Linked DNA regions of Homo sapiens: region 2 is linked to region 1. A link is an interaction called in ENCODE POLR2A ChIA-PET data of the cell type or tissue named here. Cell type or tissue: endothelial cell of umbilical vein. All regions are shown on one strand. Each heading gives the region's core, and the rest is flanking DNA. Links, peaks and the distances in the headings are about the cores only. Region 1 overlaps IQCJ-SCHIP1 (IQCJ-SCHIP1 readthrough). Region 2 overlaps IQCJ-SCHIP1 (IQCJ-SCHIP1 readthrough).

Evidence for each region. Peaks named below come from ENCODE experiments on the same cell type or tissue, not always from the same donor. Only the 100,000 strongest peaks of a DNase experiment are listed, where the experiment ranks them.
Region 2: POLR2A ChIA-PET joins it to region 1 with 8 read pairs; 1 of 35 experiments calls an interaction of 5 or more read pairs at or near these places.

What each region holds. Positions count from the first base shown.
Region 1 is chr3:159,232,222-159,237,613 of GRCh38, reverse strand. All of the region lies in intron 1 of IQCJ-SCHIP1 (IQCJ-SCHIP1 readthrough), which reads right to left. All of the region lies in intron 1 of IQCJ (IQ motif containing J), which reads right to left. Among named protein-coding and RNA genes, the nearest start is that of SCHIP1, 38 kb to the left of the region's middle. In endothelial cell of umbilical vein, for the core only: no CTCF peak of the experiment used is centred there; a DNase peak (open chromatin) is centred at 3,113.
Region 2 is chr3:159,144,274-159,149,665 of GRCh38, reverse strand. The region is part of intron 1 of IQCJ-SCHIP1 (IQCJ-SCHIP1 readthrough); the gene reads right to left. The region is part of intron 1 of IQCJ (IQ motif containing J); the gene reads right to left. Among named protein-coding and RNA genes, the nearest start is that of IQCJ-SCHIP1, 78 kb to the right of the region's middle. In endothelial cell of umbilical vein, for the core only: no CTCF peak of the experiment used is centred there; a DNase peak (open chromatin) is centred at 2,485.

The sequences.
Region 1 (5,392 bases), core at 266-5,265:
CATTTCTCCAAATGAAGTCTGTGTTATGAGTGGCAAAGGAATCTAGGCTATACTGTTATGGTGAAAAATTACTGACTACTTCCCAGGCTTCCCACTGTTATAAGAGTTGTTCTAAAGTAACTTGGGTGTGAACTATTAGAATGAATGGTGGGTATTGAATTTTGTTCTTTTGTGTCTGGCTTTACCCTCCTGTCTCAATCCCGCAGTCTTTTCTTCTGTCACAGACAGTGGAATAGCTAAGAGGTTAGACAAGCCCATCACTGTGGCTGCTTAGTCAGCTCCTTGACCTGCCCAATAATAAAACACTGTTCTGGTTTGTTTTTTATTTTTCCTCCTTTTTCAATCTCGACCACTTCTATTGTCTAAGCAAGCAGCGTATGTTCTTTGGACAGGTTTAAAATCAGAAATCCAATCAAAATTGCTTTTTCTCTAAAGTACACTTGTTCACTTGTTTCTAAATGCCAACCTTTTAACTTTTCTGACTAACATCATGATCATTTAATCCCAACATATCCCAGAGCATTTAAGTTAACTTAAAATGTGAAAACAATCTGCAATTTACTTCACTGTGTAGCTGTGGGTGACAAAACCTGTGCCACTTACATAAATCAGGTTTTTGTGTCTTGGAAATAATTATATATTAACCTAAGGGCAACTATTTAACAAAAATTAAAAACCAAAATCACTTTTGATGCTTTTGACCATTCAATAATTTCATTATATATTACCAGGCTTCCTCACCTGCTCCCCTCCATCCGTTTTTTAATGGAAGTGTAATAAGGGCACTAAAAAAGGGGTTACTAATGTTTGCATAATTTGGAAAAGTAGAAGACATAAAATCTATAGTAATTTTAACTCTGCATCATTAAACATGAAATATTGATTATTGCTCTTTGCAACAGAATTTATGAAGCTAGCTAGGCTGCTGTGTCCACATTAAGTGATTCTGATGCTTTGCCCTCGGACCTCAGTGGCTGTAAATGATGCTCCCTGGTGACAACTGGGAGGCTGGCATTCTGATCCACAGCCTTAAGAGATACATTTCCCAGATTAGACCAGGAATGACCCAGCTGCACAGCCCAACTTCAGAAAATTAAATTGGAGGGAGTCCAAACCTCTGTTGAAATAACTGTGTGAATTACAATGCTTCCACAGGCCTTGTTATAATGTAAATGTGCTTTACAATTTACTGCCACTTCCCTTCTATCCCTGCTGTGAATATGGGCATTAATAGTCATCTCATATATTTAGAGGCAAAAAGGCATCAAAAATAAAAATGCAAGATTCATGTATTCTCCCTTTGGAAAGCAAGGACTAAATTCCTTGGTTTTTTTTTTTTTTTTTTCAAAAGGAGCATACATTTTGTTTATGTATTATGCATTAATGTTTTCTATGGCTGGCAAACCTGTAAATTTCACACAGGGAAGTTACCTTGCAGCTAAACACGAATTTCTTTAGGAGGAAAAAAATGGCAAATAGGACATCAACAGCTCATTTAAAGGATTCATTCAGTTAAGTTATGGTCACATGAAGCATACATGAGGTAGTAGACTTAAAAAGATATTTGCCTGTTTCTAACACTTTAAGGACATTTTGAATGTCCAACGAGATTCAGAGGGACTGTGATCTTACAGCAGTAATCACTGAGTGAGGTAGTCCTAGGCCTTACTACACTTGTCGACAGTGGACTTATTATTAACATTAGCTGCCTTCTACATTGTAAACTTAGAAACTTACAAACATAAGATATGCCTATGAAAATTGAAAATTGTTGTGATAGCTCATTGTTCTTGTTTGACCAACCAGACTACGTTCATAAACATTATTAGGACATAAAAGCTTTTGCTGCCACATGCGAAAATGTCAAACACCCGATCTAAGTCGAAACATAGCAAGTACAAACCTAATTTGGACTGGTTAAGTCATTGTCCCTGGTAACCTTGGATCTGAGATAATTTCAGTCCCTGAGATCCTCCAAGAGTAGAAGGGTACTTCTGGAAGGGTACACTTACAGCTAGATCATTCAAGCCAGCTCTTTGCCCTAATCTGAATAAGCACCAGCAAACTGCAATCCACTCGCACTGGATCCAGGATTGTTAGACAGGATAAGCCAGCCCAGTGCTATTTTGAAAAATACCCTTCAGGCTTAAATATTCCCCTCTCCTTTCCATAAGTAGTACATGGTCTCAAAACTTTTGCTAGTTTTAGATCATGACATTCAAAAACTATCATTATAGAATGAAGAACTGGCTCATTACAAAATGTCTAACCACTTCCATTAAATCTAGGATACAAGAAATTGAAACACTACTAGTAAAATTTTTTAAGTGGTCTCTTTGCTCAATGTTAATTCAGCTTAACAGCAGGACAACTATAAAAATTCAACTGAGATCAAAATATAGGTATAGGCACAAGAGTGTAGATATTTTTACATTTCATGTATTTCTGCCTTCTGAGAAAATTATCCTAGAGACCATGCTTCAAGATGAGAACACAAGTACAAATAAGCACAGAAGCCAACAAATAAACACCTCTCAGAAAGCAGACAGAATAGCAAATGTGGATACGTGAATCCATACACCAACTCTGGGTTTCTTGCACCAAAGCACAAAAAAAAAGTGCAGGCAATCAGAACAACATGTAACTCCCAAATTGTTTATACCTGATTCTGGAATGCATTTTGTTGTAGTGTAGCAAACACCATCCAGATTAGATTTTTTTGCTTAGCAGGGTTAGAAAGTGAGTTTGCATTTCTTATGTATTTACTAAGTGATGTTGTGAAGAAGCAATCCAAATGCATGCTGGTAAGAGCTCCTAAAATGCCCTGCAGCCCTTCATACCGATCTATCTCCCCCTTTCTATCCCCTCCACTACCACCCTTGTTCAGGGCCTTGATTCTTCTCTCTGGGACTATTTCATTGTGCTGCCTAATTGCTTTTCTTTAAGTACATATTCAACAATTTAAAACATTATTTTTATTATTGTAGAGACAGGGTTATACAGGCTGGTCTCTATCTCCTGGTCTCAAGCAATGTTTTTGCCTTGGCCTCCCAAAGTGCTGGGATTACAGGCATGAATCACCGTGCCGGGCCCATCTCCAATAATTTAACTCTTCTGCTCATAAACACTACTGCTAACTTAAACAAAAACAATCTTCGGGATTAAAAACATTCCTAACTCCCTAGCCACAGGATTGCTTCTCTTATACCTTCTGAAATTCTTCAAAATTCATTTGAAATGTGATTTTATATATTTTAGTATTTCCTTCTGCAACTAATTCTATGTCATTTCTTTGAACTATTTTTATTACTACTAACATTAATTGAATTTTACTAGGCTCCAGGCATGTTGCATGAATTATCTCTTAAAAATTATCACAGAAGCCTTATAAAAATAGCAAAATATGCCATTATTATTCCCATTTCTTGGATAAGAAAACATACCTAGGAGAATAAGTAACTTGTCCAAGGTCTTATAGCAGAAATGAGGTGCCAATATAATAAGCAGTCTGATCCCAGAATCTAAACTGTATCATCTGCACTCTTTTCCCATGAATGACTTGGGACTTACACCAGTGTGAGTAGCAGCAGTATCTCACTCATGGCATTTGTAAAGAAGTTGTAATGTTCTGCAAACTGCTCGGATTTATCATTTAAATTAGATGCGTCATCTAATTACTGTCTGATCTTAGAAAGCAACTCCTTCCATTTAGATCTCAGTTTCATCATGTGTAAGATGATGATGGCAATGCCTCCTATACAATACTATGTGGGGATTAACTAAAATAACATATTTAAAGGTGTTTTGTGTACTCTAAAGTGCTGGTCATCCACAGAGAGATTCCTTAAGTGTCACACCAAGGATAGCAATTATGTCTTACTTGTCTTGTCATTCCTGTGGTGTCCAGCTCTGCTCCATTCCTGTGTAATCTTGGGCTGTGTGACTCCTTTGAGCCTCAGTTTTATCATCTGTAAAATGGGGACACTAATTGTACCAAATTTCAAAGCTTGATGATTAAAAATTCAGTCTTGCACCAGGCAAATAGCAGGTGCTCGATGACATTAGTTATTTTAACTATCACACAGATTTTTATTATTATGTATCTCAGACTCTTCAAAACATGGATGTTAACCTAAGTATCCTCCCCTGGCTCACTCTCAACCCATTTCCCATTAGTTACCCAGTTTTGCCAAATGGCCTCTGGAACACCATCTATTCTACTTTCCTTATTTGAAGACTTATTGCCTGCCAGAAGGAGCAACCTGAAATGCCAAACTCATCAGGACAGTCAACTCCTTGGAACCTTTCTTGACCCCCCTCACCTAGCAGATAGAGCCTAAGCCCCTGGGCCTGGCAGGACTTCATACCAAGTTCTGTGTGACATGCCCTCTCTTTCCATCCCCAACCGACTTAATTCTCTTGGAACATAAACGTGTCATCAAAACCCAGAATGAGATCATGAACTCAAAAACTTGGGATGACTCAGTCCAGATGTGGGTTCAAAAAAAATCGATAAGAGAGTCTTTTAAAAAAGAAAGAAAAGGTTAGTAATATATTGCAGTGTCTATATTATCATTAAATAGCGCAGCATTACCTCAATTATCTGGAGAGCAGTCTCTAGGAGAGCATTATATATTGGAACAAATCTCTATACCTGGATGTTAAGTCCTATCTGTCCCAGAAGATCTGTCACACAGCTCTCAGCCAACCCCCACCTATTTTACCTGAAAGTTTTCATTTAAAGTCCTCTTTAGGAATGATTCTTTCCCACACAACAATAGTGGGAGACTTTAACACCCCACTGTCAATATTAGATCAACAAGACAGAAAATTAACAAGGATATTCAGGACTGGAACTCAGCTCTGGACCAAGTGGAACTAACAGACATCTACAGAACTCTCCACCCCAAATCAACAGAATATACATTCTTCTCAGCACCACATAGCACTTACTCTAAAATTGACCACATAATTGGAAGTAAAACCCTCCTCAGCAAATGCAAAAGAACAGAAGTCATAACAAACTGTCTCTCAGACCACAGTGCAATCAAATTAGAACTCAGGATTAAGAAACTCACTCAATGAGCTGAGATCACACCACTGCACTCCAGCCTGGGTGACACAGGGAGACTCCATCTCAAAAAAAAAAAAAAAAAAAAAAAGAAAGTCTCTCAAAACGGCACTACACGGAAACTGAACAACCTGCTCCTGAATGAGACTACTGGGTAAATAAGGAAATTAAGGCAGTAATAAATAAGTTATTTGAAACCAATGAGAACAAAGACACAACATACCAGAATCTCTGGGACACAGCTAAAGCAGTGTTAAGAGGGAAATTTATAGGACTAAATGCCCACAGGAGAAAGCAGGAAAGATCTAAAATCGACACCCT
Region 2 (5,392 bases), core at 186-5,185, 88 kb after region 1:
ACCAGGAGACTATGCTGAGATTTTCAAAAGCTGCTTCAAAATGAAGGCTTTCCCAGGAATATCATATTCCCATTATATTTCTCCATTCTCTTCTCTTTTACCTGCAGAAATCTTAGCAGTAGCCCCCAAACAGCCTCTTAATGTTTAACGTTTTGCTAATACAACCCCACTCAGAACTACCAAAGAGCAATTTGGAACAGGAAAAAAAAGCTCTATTTTTAAAAGGCCAGCAAAAAAGACACTGCCTGTGAAACTGTACGATAGAAGCTGTTCACATCTAATATCTGAAAGAGCTACCGTTCATATGAATAATTCAAAAACAGCTCCAGACAAATGATCCTGGGATTATATGGAAATAGAAAAAACCTCCGGAGTCTGCCGTTCCTTTTATTAAAGCCTGGTTCACATTGAACACTGTTTTCTCTGGGGTTATTTCTACTACAAATGAGCAGTCAATAAAGCAGAATCTGTCCAGGATTGTGCCCGTGTGAGCACCGGAAGAAAAGTCATTTTTATCTACTATTCATTTTTACCTTGTAAATTATTAATTAATGTAGATTGGATAAAAATTAAAAGTAAGCAAATTAGTCATTTGTTTATTTTAATTATTTAGTGGGCTCACAAACCACTAAATAAACTAAATATTTCTGCTTGCTGCACAGATCTGACACAATTAAAAGGTGACAGAGGTGCCATCCATAGTGACCCAGATCATACTGTTGATGTTATGCTTCATCCTGACTTTCTTAATTATGGTATTGTTGCCAAAATGTGTCAGAGGCACCTGAAGGAGTGGATGCGGCACATTTGAATTTTCCTGAAAGCTGAAATTTTATATAACCTTTGACCTTATCCATCTTAAATGAAAGCACTTGTTAAAAAAAATCCATCTTTTACAATCACATTTGGCTGTCAATGTGTTAATAAAACCATTAGGCAGAGGTGATTTTGCAATTTCAAAAGGAATGACTTTGATGGCAAGGGAATCTTTGATGAAAAATGTCACTGCCATTAGGAAAAGATGGTACCTATAAGAGGTAAATAGGACTTCTCAGTTTCAATGTATTTAAGTTAATGATCACTTTGTACTAGAAAGATGTCAGTATGTGGGAGCTATCAGATAAAATGAGCCTGGATATTTAAGCATATATCTTACAGATTCTTTCGAGAATATCCCAAATGAAGTTTTTACTTTGTGAATAAAATAAACATATTGAGAACTGACAACAGGAAATCCTGTCAGGGATATTCACTTACTACTCATGCCAATGAACAAGTTTGCTTACTTAATACATCATCTTTCAAAATAGTTCACATAAGATAATTAAGTGGGGAAATTAGGACAAAGGGAAAATAGGGCAGAAAACAAAAACAGACATAGGAAGGAGGCTGGAAGATCTGTATAAGCCTTCAAATTTGGCTGTGAGATTCCTAGCAGCCAAAATTAAAGAGGAAAACACGATTAGTTAAAGAGACACAGAATCCATAGGAAACAAAAACATTAAGTGAGGAATAAAGTACATATATCAGTACAGCCAGGCAATCTACTTTCCTAATGTAAGGTGCTATCCAGTTTGAGTTCAACAATGGACATACTAAAATGTGTAGCTTATTGGGTTCCACCCCTAGAGATTCTGATTCAGCAGTTCTGGGGTGGGGCCCAAGGATTTGCATTTTGCACATATGCCTAGGCGCTGTTGATGCTGCTGGTCTGGGGACCACACATTGAGAACTACTTTTATAAATGAATATCTTAGCAGAAAGATGTATAAACAAATTCACGATTCCACGATTCTCTTGCTGTAGTTAGTATCCTTGAAAACTTTGTCATTCCTCTTTTAGTAAGTTTCAAAGAGAGATTCAGATGTAAAATTATGTAGACAAGATAACCATGAATTATGTTGACAAGATGACCATACAGAGTTCATATATTTGTTATCCTGGAATAAACTGAGATGATTGATAAAAAAGTTCGGTAACAGTAATTGCTTTGTAATATTAATTATTTTGTTACTTCCATCTTCTTAATTCCCCTCCCCCAACCACACCTTCTTCAGAAAGAAAGAAAATTGTTGGTCTCACTGAGATTTGCTTAAGGTCACAATCAGTTCGCAGGATGTTTCAGGATCTAGGTCAAGCTCAGTCTGCTATTGAGAGTATAAAGTTCTGAGAAAGAAGACAGATATCCATGGAAGTTCATATTTATTCTTCAGAGGTCTCATATCTTCTGTCTTAATCTGAAAACGTAACCTATTATTCTGTTTCATGATAGAAGTTATGAGGAAGAGGAGAAGCAAAGGCTGTGATTGAAAAGGGAAGTGCTCAGCATCAGCTGGTCACATTTCTTACGACCTGCTGAAAATGATAGTCTTTATGCCTGAATGCGTATTTTAATCTCAGCCTGAATTCCAGGAACAAATAAATAAATCATTTCCCTTTGCACTAAACAAATGCTTCTGTCTATTCTCCCATCCTTAAATTAAAGGAGCTCAAATGGAACCTCATTTTGATATGAAAGCATGACTTTAGTAAAAATTAGCATAAATTCTACATTGGCATATTAAAAGGAAATTACACAAATGTGAAAAATGAATAGAATGTTCTCAAGGCTAAATCCTGGCAGACAATGAGCAGTGTGACTTAATTCATAGATGCTGAAAACCTCTGTGTAAAAAACAGGGATATAGCCGTTGTTCATTTATTTTAATAACTGACATAGATTTTAATTATTTATAATTCTTCAAAGTGTATTTTTAATAGTAATGAAGTCTTAGGAAGCTGAGCCCACCTGACAGCCCTTGACTATTTAATCTTGGCTGAAATATGTGATGGAATCACAAAGTTCTCATCAGTGAGGAGATACAGCTGATGAATTAATAAAGTGAGAATTATCATATTTCCTTTATTCTGAAGCTTTTATTTACATATTTGAAAATATATGTTAAATTATTACGGTCCTTTCCAATTCTAATATTGTGGTCTTATGGAATGTTTCAGCTCATAAGTTGTTTTGCCCTGACAGATGGGAAATCTAAGGTTCCTGGAAGTTAAATGACTTGTCTGAAGTTAAACACAGTGTCAAGGCCAGGCTTGAGACATGAACACACCCTTGATTCTTGCCCCTCACCATCTATGCAACCAATCCCGTGTAAAGACAGGGTTAAAAGAAGCTTGCATCGTGAAGTGAAGGAATGGAATACCCCTCTCCTTCTTCTTTTATGTGGCTGAAATCTAAAGTAAGCTTCAAAGGGGCACAGGAGGCAAGAAAGGCCTAGAAAACAGTGCCTGTGACTGCACTCCACTTGGTTTCCATTCTGTTGTATTTACACTGCCTCCTTTTTTTTTACTTGGATTTAGAGCAGCTCCAAATGTTTATTTCCAAAGCCTTCTTACCCTCACCTCCACTCAAACAAATGGCATCAATTTGCCACATCTTCAAACTAGAGCTAACACCATGTCCCAAGTTCAGCTCCTGCCTTTCAAAGGCCAATGATGTGAGTGAATAGTGGGATGGTCTCTACTCATGTTGTTAATCTTCAATCTGTAAAGGAGGCCAATGTAATTGCCCCTTTCCAATCACAATTGAATGCACTTCCCACAGGTTCTCTTCCTCTCCATTCTACTTCAATGTACCTATCAAAATCCTGTATGTCCTTTAGTTTTCTCCCCAAATCTACTTCATGTAGCCTTCGAAGAAATAGCTACTTGTTGGCTCCGATAATTATGGTACAATAATAATGGTTCTTCATTTTGATGTATGCGGGTCTAAATTTTCCATCCTGTTCCAGGTTATGATCACTCTGAGGACAAAGACTCTACTCAGTTCTGCATCTCACTTTGACCTATATGTTTTCTTGCATGTTTAATGCCCAAAACATATTTGTTAAATTTAGTAATATTCATTGAATGTATCAATGTATAGCTGGAGCCTGGAATATAGGATCAGTAAGTATTTTTTGAATGGAAGAATGGACAGAAAGTTGGAGAGATGAAAAAATAAGTGATTGATTAAAATTTATGGATACATTCACTTTTTCTCCGGAAAAGTCTCTCCTATGATGTCAAGAAATATATTTAGAAAAAAAAAAAAAGCATACTAAAGGGAAACTATTTCAAGAATCAAAATGCTTCTGGTCACAAACATTTTTTTACAACTCACACTCATTATTCCTGTGAAAAAAAAATCTCTGGAAATTTTAAGGCTACTTATGATACAGTTAGCTGTCTATGTGATAAAAGCATTTCATTGCTTCTTAAAATGCAAATAGATTGTTTGTGATCACTATGGATGAATTAACAGTAAACAGAAGAAGACATTTAACTCTATGCATGGGTAGATGGGTCAGAAATGCCTTCCACAGTTCATGTCTTTTTCCTGGTTTGACCCTTTCTCCACCATTCTTTTCAACACACTCTTTTCTCTCCCTCATTTTCTGTCTACATCAGTAGGGAAATCACCATAGCAACAATCTGAAATAAATCAATTCAGCTACTATTTTCTGGATGTTACAGCCTTGTTCAGAGGTCAGATTTCAAAGAAAGCAAAAGACTGAAACTCCTGACAGATGAAGGAGGCAGAATTTTCTGCTAACCTGAATAACACCAATGAAAGGAAACAGAGGTGATCTCATTGCTTCAAGCTCAGTGATACAGCAGCAAAAGAAAAGGAAAAAGAAGAATATGATCACTCAGATGCTTGCTTTCCTTCTGAGGAGACTTTTAACCATCTGTGAGCAGTACTAGAAGAAAAGGTGGAAACAATTCAAGCAAATTAATAGAGGATGAAAATGTTCTTTATTAGAAATGAGGCCATTTCTTCGTATCTGATTCTTTAAGGATAAAAAATTTCATTTAATGATGAATCATTGCTTTATTTCCTCCTTCAGGTACTGATGTTGTCTTTTCTACCCAAATAAGATACCAAGATCTTACAACTCTCTATGTTACACAATGATTTGAAATGCAGCAGGAACTCTGTGTGTGTGTGTGTGTGTGTGTGTGTGTCTGTGTGTGTATGTGTGTGTACGTCTAGATAGAATATGGCAGTAAGACTGAAAAACAGACCAGAAGTCAGAAGTCAGGTGATCTGGGAATTTGTTGTGGCTCAATCCTTCAGCCAGCAATGTTGCCAGGAACAGGTCACTTAACATTGCTGATTCTCATCTATCTGTTCACCTTAGAGGATTTATGAGGACTGGTGAGAAAGGAATTGTCAACTACATGTTTGTTCAGCCTAGGGTTGGTATCAGAGATACTCATGATCCCTAAATCATGCCAAAGATGTGCCAGCTATCTGTGCTTGAACACACACAACCTTCAAGTCTAGTGTTCCTGCACACAACTGAAGACTTTTTAGACAACTATATTGCATAAGGATAGTAAGAACAAAGGT